3 separate regions of the Homo sapiens genome follow, and regions 2 and 3 are each linked to region 1. A link is a contact called in ENCODE Hi-C or POLR2A ChIA-PET data. All regions are on one chromosome and are shown on one strand. The core of a region is the stretch at or near the end of the contact, and the rest is flanking DNA. Distances in the headings are between cores, read along the strand shown.

Region 1 (4,706 bases), core at 646-3,145:
AATTTTTGTATTTTTAGTAGAGATGCGGTTTCACTATGTTGGCCAGGCTGGTCTTGATCTCCTCACCTCGTGATCCTCCCAACTTGGCCTCCCAGTGTGCTGGGATTACAGGCCTTAGCCTCCTCGCCCGGCCAGTCTGTTTTAACTATTAAATAACATTAGGTAGATTCACATTGTTGTGAAACCATCTGTACTATCTATTTCCAGAACTTCTTCATCATCTCAAATTGAACCTCTGTATCTGTTAAACAATACCTCGCCATCTTCCTAACACCCACAGCAGCCCCTGATAACCACTGCTGTACTTTCCAACCATGAATTTGACTATCCTAGGTCCCTCATATAAGTGGAACCATACAGTATTTGTCCTTATGCTTCTTTCACTTAGCATGGTTCATCCATGAACTACGTTCATTCATGATGTTGTAGCAATTAGAATTTCATTTCTTTTTAAGGAGAAATAGTATTCCATTGCATGTACTGTACATACCACGTGTGTGTGTGTGTGTGTGTGTGTGTGTGTGTGTGTGTGTGTGTGTGTGTGTTTAAAAGCATAGGGGTCAGCCAGGTGTGGTGGCTCACGCCTGTAATCCCAGCACTTTGGGAGGCCAAGGCAGGCAGATCACTTGAGATCGGGAGTTCAAGACCAGCCTGACCAACATGGAGAAACCCCATCTCTACTAAAAATACAAAATTAGCCGGGCATGGTGGCACATGCCTGTAATCCCAGCTACTCGGAAGGCTGTCAGGAGAATTGCTTGAACCTGGGAGGCGGAGGTTGCGGTCAGCCGAGATCGTGCCATTGCACTCCAATATGGGCAACAAGAGTGAAACTCTGTCTCAAACAAAACAAAACAAAAACAAACAAACAAACAACAACATAGGGGTCTTGCTCTGTTGCCCAGGCTGACAGGCTGAACTTGAACTCCTGGCCTCAAGCCTCACGACTCAGCCTCCCTAGTAGCTGAAACTGCAGATGGCCTCCACTGACAGTGGCTACCATATATTTTCAAACATAAAATTTTAAGCTATAGATTTTTCTTTTTTTTGAGACGGACTTTCACTCTTGTTGTTCAGGCTGGAGTGCAATGGCACCATCTCAGTTCATCGAAACCTCTGCCTCCCGGGTTCAAGTGATTCTCCTGCCTCAGCCTCCTGAGTGGCTGGGATTACAGGCACATGACACCATGTCCAGCTAATTTTGTATTTTTAGTAGAGAAGGGGTTTCTCCATGTTGCTCAGGCTGGTCTCGAACTCCGAACCTCAGGTGATCCGCCCGCCTCGGCCTCCCGAAGTGCTGGGATTACAGGCGTGAGGCATGCCACCTGGCCTTTTTTTTTTTTTTTTTTTTTATAAAGAAATTGGGGCCGGGCGCGATGGCTCACGCCTGTAATCCCAGCACTTTGGGAGGCCGAGGCGGGCGGATCACTTGAGGTCAGAAGTTCGAGACCAGCCTGGCCAACATGGCAAAACCCTGTCTCTACTAAAAATACAAAAAATAGCCGGGCGTGGTGGCGGGCGCCAGTAATCCCAGCTACGCGGGAGGCTGAGGCAGGAAAATCACTTGAACCCGGGAGGCGGAGGTTGCAGTGAGCCGAGTTCGCACCACTGCACTCCAGCCTGGGCGACAGAGGGAGTCTCCGTCTCAAGAAAAAATAATAAATAAGAATAAATAAATAATAAAGTAAAATGTCCCAGGTAACTGCATATTCGATAGTCTTTCTTTCAACTTAGTTGTTGAATTAGCAATTTTTCTCTTAAAAAAATTTTTTTTTAGCTTATTGTCTTCGGAGATGATAACACCCTCGTTGCGTGGGAGTAAAATTTTAAAGGTAAAACAAACAGGAAACGAGCGTCGGCGGCGAATCTGCTGCTACCAATGTAAAGGTCAGGCCGAGGCCGGCGCGGAGAATCTGCTGTCGCCTGCAGCTGCTCGCCTGTCTCCGTCGGAAGGGAGCCCAAGCTTTGCAGAGGTGAGTGGAAGCGGCTTGGAAGGAGCGGGCCCCACGCCGGAGAGAAGGAAGAGGGAGTGCGGCCCAGACGCTGTGCCCGCGCTTGTGTGGGGCGCCATGTTGAAACCTGGCAAAGGGGACGACATTCTGGGTTGCGTTGCGGGGAGTGGGGACGAGAGCTGGATTGGAAGGATGGCGCCTTACTCCCTGCGGCCCCCAGAGAAGGAGAGGGGCGGGGGAGCGGCCTCGAGGGTTGGCGGCCAGGCTGCAGGCTGGATGGGAAGGATAGGCTTTTCCACAGAAACTTAGGTGTTTGCCTCCGAGGCCCACTGCGCATGCCCTGGAGGGCTCTGTGGGTTCCGCCTTCAGTTTTGCTTTTCACAGGAGGGGCAAAGTCTTTTTTTTTTTTTTTTCCTTTTTGAGACAGTCTTGCTCTGTCGCCCGGGCTGGAGTGCAGTGGTGCGATCTCGGTTCACTGCAACCTCCGCCTCCTGGGTTCAAGCGATTCCACTGCCTCAGCTTCCCGAGTAGCTGAGACTACAGGCGCCCGCCACCACGCCCTGCTAATTTTTTGTATTTTACTGGAGACGGGGTTTCACCATGTTAGCCAGGATGGTCTCGATCTCCTGTCCTCGTGATCCACCCGCCTCGGCCTCCCAAAGTGCTGGGATTACAGCCGTCAGCCACCGTGCCCGGCCAGGAGGGGCAGAGTCTTACCCCGAAGACCCAGGAAGGAGAGGCTTCATTTATTTTTTTGTTTTTCCCCAGAGACAGGGAGTCGCCCAGGCTGGAGAGCGGTGGCGCGATCTCGGCTCACTGCAGCGTCGACATTTCGGGTCAAGCAGTCCTCCCGCCTCAGCCTCTCAAGTATCTGGGACCACAGGCGCGACCCCACGCCCGGAGAATTGATTATTGATTGATTGATTGAAACGGGGTCTCACTTTGTTGCCCAGGCTGGTCTCGAATTTCTGGGCTCAAGCGATCCTCCAGCCTCGGCCTCTCAAAGTGCTGGTATTACAGGCGTGAGCCAGCGCGTGCCTGGCCAAAAATTTTCTAAATTTGTATAATAATTTATAATTGTAATGCATTTTTATAGACACCATATGATCTAATCTTCACAAAAACCTAGTGAAGTGACATTTAGCTACATTTCACAATAAGAATCCTGAAGCTCAAAATTTACTGACCTCAAATAATCCACCCGCCTTGGCCTCCCAAAGTGCTGGGATTACAGGCATGAGCCACCGCGCCCTGGCCCCCACCATTCATTTCGGCTCTCATCCCCTGTTGATGAGTAAAATGAGAATGAGGCCCAGGCGCGGTGGTTCACGCCTGTAATCCCAGCACTTTGGGAGGCTGAGGCAGGCGGGTCATCTGACATCAGGAGTTTGAGACCAGCTTGGCCAACATGGTGAAATCCTGTCTGTACTAAAAATGCAAAAATTAGCTGGGCGTGGTGGTGTGTGTCTGTAATCCCAGCTACTCGGGAGGCTGAGGCAGGAGAATCACTTGAACCTGGGAGGCAGAGGTTGCAGTGAGCCGAGATTGGCCATTGCACTCCAGCCTGGGTGACAGAGTGAGACTTTGTCTCGAGTAAAAAAAGAGAATGTAAAAATCGAAAGAGATTGTTGTAGGAAATCTCAACCTAATGCTGCCGGGGAGGAAGTGCACCTAGAAAGATTAATGAGAAACAATGAAACCAGCTGTTAGTATCTATAGAAGCATGCAGATGAGAGAGAGAACAAAATCCATGCTTATCCGTTTGTAATTCTCCTCCATTTTAATTTGAAGAAGTCTTAAAGTTTTGAACAGGAGCTCTGTGTACAATAATATCAGTTTTATTTGGTAGATCCTTGTGACTCCTGACTTCAAATGATCCGCTCATCTTGGCCTCCTCAAGTGCTAGGATTGCTGGCGTGAGCCACTGCACCGGGCCCCTTGTGACTTTTTAACGTTGAATGGGGAGGGGTTCTTTTCCTTCAGGAGAGGAGGGGTGGGTCTCAGCCTCAGACACCCAGAATACTGGTTTGTGTGTTTTCTTTTTCCTATCTTTATCTCCAAAACCTTATATTTTATGAAAAGCATCAGAGGAAACGATTAAGAGCTTTAGCTCTGGAGTCCACACTGCCCCTGGTTCTAACTCCTCCACTGGGCTACTTCTTAGCTTTAGGATTTGGGGCACAGGCTGCCTTTTTGTGTCTGACCTTTTTCATCTGAAAAGGCAATAATAATATAGTACCTAAGTCCTGGTATTGTTGAGAAGTGAGAGGAGTTAAGAGGTTAGTACAGGCTGGGTTCGCTGGCTCACATGTGTAATCCCAGCACTTTGGGAGGCTGAGGCAGAAGGATAGCTCATGCCCAGGAGTTCAAGATCAGCCTATGCAATATAGTGAGACCCCATCTCTACAAAAAAAAAAAAAAAAAAAAAAGCTGGGTATGGTGGCGCATAGTGAGTAATTCCAGGTACTCAGGAGGCTAGGGTGGGAGAGGCTGCAGTGAGCCATGACTGTGCCACTGTACTCCAGTCTGGGCAACAGAGCAAGACCCTGTCTCAAAAAAAATTCAAGCGATTCTCCTGCCTCAGCCTTCTGTAGCTGGGATTACAGGCATGCACCACCATGCCTGGGTAATTTTGTATTTTCAATAGAGACGGGGTTACTCCATGTTGGTCAGGCTAGTCTCGAACTCCCGACTTCAGGCAATCTGCCCACTTTTGCCTCCCAAAGTGCTGGGATTCAGGCGTGAGCTACTGCG
Region 2 (4,519 bases), core at 594-3,093, 1.5 Mb after region 1:
CAAAACAAGCTTGTGCCACTACACCTGGCGTAAAAAAAGGTTTTTGTTTTGTTTTGTTTTGTTTTTGGGACGGAGTTTCACTCTTGTTGCCCAGGCTGGAGTGCAGTGGCTTAGTCTCGGCTCACTGCAACCTCCGCCTCCCAGGTTTAGGCGGTTGTCCTGCCTCAGCCTCCCGAGTAGCTGGGATCACAAGCAGGCACCACCATAACTGGCTCATTTTGGATTTTTTTTTTTTTTTTTTTTTTTTTTTGAGACGGAGTCTCGCTCTGTCGCCCAGGCTGGAGTGCAGTGGCACGATCTCGGCTCACTGCAACTTCCGCCTCCCGGGTTCACGCCATTCTTCTGCCTCAGGCTCTGAGTAGCTGGGACTACGGCGCCCGCCGCCACGCCCGGCTATTGTATTTTTAGTAGAGACGGGGTTTCACTGTGTTAGCCAGGATGGTCTCGATCTCCTGACCTCGTGATCCGCCCGCCTCGGCCTCCCAAATTGCTGACCTTGTGATCCGCCCGCCTCGGCCTCCCAAAGTGCTGGGATTACAGGCGTGAGCCACGGCGCCTGGCCTCATTTTGTATTTTTAGTAGAGACGGAGGGATTTCTCCATGTTGGTCAAGCTGGTCTCGAACTCCCGACCTCAGGTCACCCGCCTCAGCCTCCCAAAGTGCTGGAATCACAGGCGTTAACCACCGCACCCGACCTACAAAAAAGTTTTTAAAAAGATAAACAATACAGGAAAAAATGTGCAAAGGATATGAATAGGTAATTCACAGAGAAGTAATTCAAATGGCCAATAAATCTATGAAAATCTTACTAGGAATCCAGAAAATGTAAATTCAAAAATAAGAGCATTTTGTATTCTTTGGATTGGCAAAAATTGAGTTTTATTTTCTTGGTTGTCTAAAAAAAATGTTGGTTAGACTTGATTTGTTTGATTTAGGATGCAAACAGGGTCCTTGCATTGCATGGGTTATTATGGCTCTTAAGTCTTTAAAACCAATTATCCTCCTCTTCGCTCACCTTTTATACCAATTATTTATTGAACAAACTGGGTCGTTTGTTTGGTAGAATGCCCCACATGCTGGAGTTGGTTGGTTGCTTCTGCTGCTTCTAAGTTTTCCTTATCTGCCATATTTCCTGTAAACTGTAGGTTTGATCTAGAGGCCCCATCAGGTTCATGCTCAACTTGTCTTGGCAAGAATCCATCGCAGGTGGCGCTGGTACTTCCTGGCACTAAGATCGATTGGCGGGACCGGGACTTCGCGGCTTAGCCCCTCCATTTTCAAGTTCCCCGCCAAACCCTCCCCTCTTGGTTGTACCCATTTCTGATGATCATCGCGTGAATCCATCATTCTATTGAGGGGTGCCAAATAATTTTCGGATTCTCTCATTCATCCTCATGTATTAGCTGGACTTTGTAAAAGAAAGTCCCTCCCCAACTATTTTGGGGCTCTGAAATACAGTTCATTCAGGAAGGGCAGGAGGATGCCTGATGCTTTCTTGTTATTTAAAATTTTCAGGATGAATGAGCTGATGCCCACGAGGGCGAATTTTGGGGTACCATTATAATACATTCAGGGAGATTACATATATGTCTATTTCATGTTTTTCAATCAGTTGCAGTCACTTTCCTGGTTGAAGCTGTTGCAAGTTTTACAGGCACGGGTTGCTTTTCCACGGATAAGTTAAAAAAGAGAATTTTTTTTTAAATGATGAGAAGCCGCACCGGGTCGGGGCAGGCTTCCGGGAGGCGGGCGCGGGGCCCCGGGGCCGGGTCGCGTTGGTCCCGCGCCGGGGGCGGGGCGCGGCGTGGGCTGGGCCGTGCGCCTTTGCGCGCGGGGCGGGGCAGGTGGCGCAGCAGCGGCGGCGGCGGCTGTGGGTAAAGGCGCGGCGCGCGGCCCCCGAGCGCGCCAACCTTGCCCTAGCCGGAGCCCGCTGCGGCCCAGCGCACGGCCCTCACCCCGCATCGCGACCCCGCGCCCCGCCGGCCGAGCATGGGCGCGCGCGCCTCAGGCGGGCCCCTGGCCCGGGCCGGGCTCCTGCTGCTGCTGCTGCTGCTGCTGCTGCTCGGGCTGCTGGCCCCGGGCGCGCAGGGGGCGCGGGGCCGCGGCGGCGCGGAGAAGAACAGCTACCGCCGCACGGTCAACACCTTCTCCCAGAGCGTCAGCAGCCTGTTCGGCGAGGACAACGTGCGCGCCGCTCAGAAGGTGGGCGCCGGGCCCGCGCCCGCGGTCACCTTGCCCCGGTCGCCACGCACCTGGCTACCGGGGCCGACCTGGGAGGAGCGCGGCCTCCGGGGCTGCCCGCCCGGCCAGCGCGCGGGAAGAGGGGGTCCGGCCTGCGCCTCGGGGCCTGCCGCCTGCGGCCCCCGCCGGGCCTGACCAGTGCGGGTCTGGGCGGCCGGGCCTCGGGGCGCCCTCTCCTCTGCGCCGCGCTTCTCCTTGGACCTTGCCTCCGCGGTCGGCGCAGCCAGAGTCTCTCCCGGCTGCGCTGACGCCTGCCGCGCGTCTCATTCATTCATTCACCGCGTTTGAATGGCTCCTACTGTGAGCCAGGCAGCACACTGGCGCTCTCGGTCCCCACGCGGCTGCGCCCTCCCCAGCTACCCCGGGTTTGTCCTAGCCTCGCATCCCGACCCACTTCCCCTGGGACCTTCTGCCCCACTCCTCCTCCTGCTTTGAAGATACTTGGAGTTGTTTTTACTTTACAGGAAAAGAAGGGAGCAATGCGATTTGCTCGGTGGCTTTGGGAAACCGAGCACCTACTGTGTGCGGGGCCTTTCGCGTGGAGCCTTTTGTTTAGTTTGGGGAGGTCCCGGATCCTGCAGCCTCCTGGGAAGGGTGTTGAGTCCCAGGAGGATCGCAGGGGGTTTTCCCCAATTCCTGCTCTCTGGAGCTAGGTGCGATAGGGGTGCCATTCCGGGCCGAAGTCCGCCGACTAGCTCTTGAGAAGGAGGAAGTTACTGGGGACAGTTGTGTGTGGTATTGCGGTTCCTTTGCTGTTCCCTGGGGAGGAGGGGGCTCTTGCTTGCCGCCAGCCTTCCTGGGGTTTTGGAGTCAGAGAAGTTTGGGTTCAAGTTGGAGCTCTACCAGTTGGATGACTTTGGGGAAGTGACTTCACTTCTTTGAGCTTGTTTCTTTATTTGTTAAATGGGGATAGTAATCATTCCCCTTCATTGCGAGGTTGTAATTATGACTAGTTGGTACCTTCCTGGCCCAGAATCATGGCTAAAAAGTTAAAGTTTTCTGCTCATTGAGAGGGAGTGGGGAATAGAAGGGAATATGAAGGCCGAAATCAGATTGACTGCATGTTCTTACTGGATAACATGAAAGGTTAATTTGTTAGGAAAACAGTAAGTTTTGACCTCCCTCTCCTGTGGGCAGGGGCACCTCTTGCACAGGTGGGTCTGTGTCTTCATACATGTAGGGGAGAGAACGCTTTGTAGGTGGCCAAAGAGGGGCAAGGAAGCAGGGCTGAACGCCTGAATGTGAAAAGGTTGCCCTGGAGTCTGGCGCGGGAAAGGATCAGGGGTGTGAGTGCAGGGAGTCTCACTTACTTCCTCTTGATGCCGTTTCGGAGCTATTTGAAGGCAGAAATCATTTGTTTTAGAGCAAAAATAAGCCTGTCTTTTTCACGCAGGGTGACCACAGGATCCCCATGTCTCAACTGACGGTGGTTCCATGTGACAATCTAAGGCCAACAAACATGAAATACGAGTGGTTATTTAAGACTTTTACTTAAATAAGACAATCTGTATTCTGGCAGAGCATCTCCGAATCTGGGGGTCAGAGCTCTTCCTGGGCTAAACCGGGGTTTGTGCCTTTAATAGAGATACTAATGATTACTAAGTGCTTTTGTAGATAGAATAATCTTATGTAATCCTTAGAATGACCCTGTGCAGTAGGTACTGTTACTGTTCCCATTTGACAGATGAGGAAACTGAGACACAGAGCAGTGAAGTGGCTGGTTTCAGGTCAGATGAGTGGCAGAGCCAGGATGTGAACCTAGGCAGAGTGGACATGGAGCCCACATTAGTATCTCTCGCCTGTTTTCCTGCTTCATGACCCCTTCCCTGTTCCCCGAGTCAGTACAGCATCCAGAGGCTGACCTGACTTCTTTCCTTTTTGTTTTTTTGAGACGGAGGTCTGGCTCTGTTGCTCAGGCTGGAGTGCAGTGGAGTGATCTCGTCTCACTACAACCTCCACCTCCCAGGTTCAAGCGATCTTCCCCACTCACCCTCCCAAGTAGTTGGGATTACAGGTGTCCACCAGCATGCCTGGCTAAGTTTTGTATTTTTAGTAGAAAAGAGGTTTCACCATGTTGACCAGTCTGGTCTCAAACTCCTGACCTCAAGTGATCCTCCCGCCTCGGCCTTCCAAAGTGCTGGGATTACAGGTGTGAGCCATTGCACCTGGCCTGACTTATTTTATTTCCTGCTGAGTGTAGCCCACACTGGCCAGGCTTGGGGATATTGTTTTGTTAATTTTATGGGTTTTTTTTTAAATTTAATTAATTAATTTATTT
Region 3 (4,774 bases), core at 589-3,088, 1.7 Mb before region 1:
TGACTCAAAAAGTGGGTCAATGACCTTGCCCCTCCCTGGCTACTGCACAGGAAACATGAGAGTAAAGGTGTCCCAGACCATGACTTTTACTACCCCCGGGCCACGCCCCGGGAATTCCTCTGATGCCTCAGCTCTCCCAGCTCACCAGGGGCTAGAGACAGGCGCTGTTTTGGGGTTGGCCCTACAGGGCCCACATCCCACAAAGACAGGTTCCTCAGAGGCCACGATAGGACCTGCTGAAGTCGGAATGGAGGGGGGCTCTGAGCTAGGACAGCCCCTTTTCGGGTCCTCTCCAAGGTCTAGGTGGGGGTGGAGGTGTCTGGATTTTGGCTCCATCCTAGGTCAGTGTCTGACCTCACCTCACACACACAAGGCTTGGCTGGCCGGAGAGGGCCACCGGATGACGTGGTTCCCTGCAGGTCACTAAACACTGAGTCACAGAGGTGGGGTGAGGCCCCACCTGGGGATCTCAACCTTTGGTCCCCAATGTTGATGAAGCCCAGATGGGAGTCAGGGTCCTCCCACTGACTGTTTCTCCTGTCCCCACCCCTCACAACACCGACTCCCAAGCAATTGCACATAAATCCGTAAACCACCCGTGGGGGCCTGCAGGTGGCAGGCAGAGCCTGGTGTGGGGCCCCTGCCCCCAGTGCTCTGTTCCTTCCTCAGTTCATTTTCTACACTGTCTGGTTTTGTCCCAGGGAACTAGGAAAGCACAGAAGTAATTGTAGCCACGCAATTCCAGAACCACCAACTGCAAGCCGTGGAATCCTGGGAGCTGCAGACACAGAACTCGCATCCACAGGACCCCAGAGCCTCAGGCTGCAGAGCGCAGGCCACAGAGCCCTGGAGCCACAGGCTGATCTGCAGCCGGGAGCATCCCAGAACCACAGGACCCAGACACACAGCCCAGGCAATCCGAGCACCAAGGGACTCAAATCTGCAGCTCACAGAGTCTGCAGAGACCACAGCAGGTAGCGCAGCAATCCTGGAACCATGGGAGGCCCAAGAGCAGCCCACTGCTTTCTAGAACCACAGGAGAGGAACGAGCTGTGGGCTCTCAGCACAGAGCTGGGAGGGTGGCCCCAGAGTTCACCTCCTCCTCCAAACACCTTCCACTTACGTATAGGGCTTGGCCTCTAGGGCCCCGCAGCCAGCGCCCCTGAGCGGCCTCCAGGAGTGAAGAGCCGGCCAAGGCCCTGCCAAGGCTGCAGGGCGGGGACACCCAGTGGGGGACGCCCGGGAGGGGAAACCCTTCGGGCGGGCGGACCCTCGGGCCCCCCGGCGCGCAGGCGCACTCACCGGCCGTGTCGTAGAGGTTCAGGGTCACCTCCTTGCTGCCAACGGTCACGCTGGCCGTGTACTTCTCGAACACCGATGGGGCGTAGTGCTGCGGGAGAGGGGGTCGGGTTGGTCCTTAGTGGGGCCGGCGGGGGCCAAAGTTCCAGCTGAATCCACTGTCCACCCCCCTCACTCGTCCCGGATCAGCCCCCCCTCACCCCGCTGGGCTCTGGAATTCCCGAGGGGGCGCCCCGGGGTGGCGGCCGCCTGTCCGTGCTCGGGACGCTGGGGACTGAGGGTCGGGGCTCTGGGCTCAGGGTAAGGGGCGTCCCTCGCCCCCACCCCAGCCCCGCTGCGGGCCTCACCTCGGGGAAGGAGCCCTGGCTGTACACCATGAGCAGCGAGGTCTTGCCGCAGCCGCCGTCGCCCACGATCACGATCTTCAGCTCCTTCCTGCCCGGACCGGGGGCGGCGGTCTGGGCCAGGGCCCCGGGGGCATCCATTGCCCGGAGCCCGCAGCACTGGCGGCGGCGCGCCGGGCACTAGCGGAGCCAAGAGGTCGGGGGCGGGGCGGGGCCGGAACCAGCCCCGCCCACTCGGAGCAGCGCCGCCTCCGCCAGGCAGCCTCCCGGCCGACCTCCCAGCCTCAGTTTCCTTTCTGCTAAGGTCTCAGCCCTGGGTGTGGGTATTCAGCTCTCAGTCCCAGGGATACTGCAGCACCGGAAAAACGGGGCTCAGCTGCGAGCAAAGCTCCCACCCCCAACCCACCGCCACCCTCCGCGCGTCACGTCGCGCCCCTCGCCGGCGAGACCCGATCGTGGCTGCCCAGCGACTCCAGGTGCCCCTGATTAGCAGGCTCCGCCTTCGGCAGGGACCCTCTGATTGGCTGGCGCGGCCAGACAGGGTCTCCCGGATTGGCTGGCTGTGCCTCCGCACCGGGTTCGAGAAGCCCCCGGCCTCCAGCTCCGGGAAGAGCCCCTCAACTTTGCACTGCCCCAGCGGTGTGGCTTGGCACATGTCCGCCTCTGGCCTCAGCTTCCCCACAGGAGGTAGCGGCGGTGGCACCAGGGAAGATGCTGACGCGAGAGTCATGTCTGCCCACCTCGCCTGGGCCAGGGACGCCAGCGTGCACGCGGGTTCGGGGTGAGGGACTGGGCTCCGCTTACCCGCACCCCGACCCTGGGCTGCAGGGTGGACGTCTGACGCCCTCTGCCGGGCAATCGCCTCGGCGCCGGCCGCTCCGGGCGCAGGTTGGCCCGAAACCACTAGGGGCGGCCGCCTCCTTCCGGCAGGAGCCAGAGGCGTGAACCACGCAAGACGTCGTCAGGGAGGGGCAGGTTGGAGTAGCTCTAGTTGAAGTCAACTTGGTCCCTCTCCTGGAGCTTTGGAGACTGATAACCCCACACCCACCAAGAAATGTAAGAAAATGCGTTTCCTTGCCAGCAGCCACATGTCCTTCATCCCAGGAATCCCCCCAACTCTCCCATCCCCTGATCAAAACAGCTTATTTGTTGAGCACTTACTGTAGGCAGTGCTATCAGGGCTGCTGGCTGAATTACCCGTAACCCCCACCCCTCCTCTTACTCCTCACCCTGGGCGGGCTGACTGCCCTCTGCACCACCCAGATGAGTCGACAGGGTGGCAGAGGGACCCCCCCCTGGAGCCGGTCCACGGCAGACAGGCACGAGAGCATGGCCGAGAGTGGGATCCTACCAGCTGGGGTAGGAAGAGCCCATTTCTAACAAAACCCCCAACAGCAGCATGGTTGGGGGCAAGTGGCCTTCGTAGTTTCCTCAGATAGGGGCTGGCAGGACTCAGGATCTTTTTGCTGGCGACCCCACCCCGAAGACTCCCAGTTTTCAAGGTCTCGGCAAGGGTCATGTAAACCTCACTTCGTGGAGGAAAACCGCCAACCTGGCAGTTCCATGGTCAAGGTTCTCACAGTGCAAGCAAGGCACGGTCTGACCACCAGAGGGCAGCAGCGACCGCCCACAGAATCCCAAGACCACAGCAGAGCTGGGAAGGGGAGGCCGGGGAGGCACCCCAGGTTCTCAGTGGACGCCCTCTTCAGGCACTGGGCAAAGGGTAATCTCCTGGGTCAAGCACCCCCTAGACAAATGCACAGCAACTCATCCATTCCTTTTTTGCAACACGTTTATTGAGAGGCAGTTGTGCTCCAGCCTTCCAGGAGGTCACAGTCTTAGGGGAAGCAGTGCAATGGAGGTTGGAAGCAGGGGAACCCTTTACTGAAGGCTGAGCGCTGGCTGGCACACTAGGCCTGGCAGCACTGGAGGGCAGGCAGGGAAAGTAGGGTGGGTAACCCAGCCTGGCAAATGCACGGCAGCTAGAAAACCTCTTCAGGTTCTGGGGTGGCTGGGCCATGAGAGGGGAGGCCAGGCAGGGCTGTCAAGGTAACCGGGGTCAGATCATGGAGTTGCCTGCCAGGCTCCACAGGAGTGGGGGACAGAAGCAGAGCAACCCAGCTACCAGCCGGGCCCTGAGCTCCCTCAGGGTGACCAGGGAGGAGCTGTGACTGGCTGGGGAGGCAGGGCTGGGGCCGAGGTTCCCCAGGACGACAGGAGGGAGCCAAGGCACTCTAAGAGGTGGAAGAAGAGGACCAGAAGCTGGTGAGTGCATCACTGGAGCCCATAGGAGGGCTCCTGACTGTCCTCAAAAGCCTCAGACCTCAGTGTCCACTTTCTCCATCCAAGAAATGGGGCTGTGATCTCTGCTTATGACAGCACAAGCTTGCACAGAAGTGGAGGCGGGAAATAAGCACAAGTGTGCCTTCCCAGCCCGGCCTGGGTCCAGGCAGAACAGCTGATACTGGCCCCAGTCTGCCCACCCACCCCTGCTGGCCAGGAGGCTGGCAGAACCCCAGCCCCACCTGCCTGGAGCGCGTTTGATTTGGACTCGACTGTTGTGGTGATGGAGGGGGGCTGGATCTGTAGCTAAAAATACCTCGGAGCCAAGCCAGCTGCTCAGAGCTTCCTCGGAGGCTGGGCCGCGCTGGGCCCACTGAGGAACTGGGCATGCCCACCCAGGAGGTAGCTCCCTTACCTGCTAGAGGTTGAGGGCCTGAGTCACTCCCCCTTCCAGTCACCAGGAATTCCTGGAGAGTTTGAGAAAGCAAGAAAGATTCTTTAAGCTGGTTCCTGACACAACAGCTGTTAGGCCACTGAAGCCTGGGGGAGCGGCCGGGTGGCATTTGTGGGGTCAGCTCATCGGTGTCCACACAGGGGCCTATGCCATAGTGCGGCCAACAGGGAAACTGAGCCCTGGAGAGTTGCAGGGGCCCAGCCACTGCTGTGTTGTCAGAGCAAAGTCCAGCCAGCCCCAGTGAGGCTGGAGGCAACGCTGTGGCACCCACTTCCCTGGATGCCTGAGAACCCTGCAGAGGGGCCACCCACATGAGGCAGAAGACACTCAGCCTTCAGGGATGAAGCTACTCCCTGAGGTCCCAGGGACGGGAGCTGGCCTGGCAAATACATCT

What was found. A loop is a pair of places that touch in the nucleus more often than their neighbours do. ChIA-PET counts read pairs that join two places held with the same protein, here RNA polymerase II (POLR2A). Pooled maps may share reads with other maps.
Region 2: a map with no recorded cell type shows a loop between it and region 1 (6-fold over the local background). The contact joins the promoter of BRI3BP here to the promoter of SNRNP35 in region 1. A Hi-C loop is called at or near these places in 1 of 37 single-sample maps with no recorded cell type and 1 of 50 pooled maps. POLR2A ChIA-PET finds 5 or more read pairs at or near these places in 1 of 52 experiments (PC-9).
Region 3: a loop to region 1 is called in a pooled map, with 2.5 times the contacts of the local background. The contact joins the promoter of RHOF here to the promoter of SNRNP35 in region 1. A Hi-C loop is called at or near these places in 1 of 37 single-sample maps with no recorded cell type and 4 of 50 pooled maps. POLR2A ChIA-PET finds 5 or more read pairs at or near these places in 1 of 52 experiments (naive thymus-derived CD8-positive, alpha-beta T cell).

Annotation. Positions count from the first base shown.
Region 1 is chr12:123,456,244-123,460,949 of GRCh38, forward strand. SNRNP35 (small nuclear ribonucleoprotein U11/U12 subunit 35) reads left to right here and starts at 1,896. Exons shown (of 2, transcript NM_022717.4): 1 at 1,896-1,973. RefSeq lists enhancers at 1,583-2,449, 2,124-2,203, 2,450-3,315.
Region 2 is chr12:124,991,802-124,996,320 of GRCh38, forward strand. BRI3BP (BRI3 binding protein) reads left to right here and starts at 1,844. Exons shown (of 3, transcript NM_080626.6): 1 at 1,844-2,202. The coding sequence starts at 1,990. RefSeq lists enhancers at 414-914, 2,634-2,723, 3,904-4,043 and silencers at 1,674-1,993, 2,014-2,063, 2,164-2,213, 2,224-2,473, 2,484-2,543.
Region 3 is chr12:121,791,850-121,796,623 of GRCh38, forward strand. It overlaps RHOF (ras homolog family member F, filopodia associated), which reads right to left and starts at 1,839. Exons shown (of 5, transcript NM_019034.3): 1 at 1,647-1,839; 2 at 1,303-1,390. The coding sequence starts at 1,784. It overlaps LINC01089 (long intergenic non-protein coding RNA 1089), which reads right to left. Exons shown (of 4, transcript NR_152740.1): 4 at 3,418-4,393. It also overlaps a transcript of SETD1B not described here. RefSeq lists enhancers at 910-1,741, 1,747-2,287, 2,234-2,283, 2,828-3,368, 3,664-3,833 and a silencer at 1,214-1,753.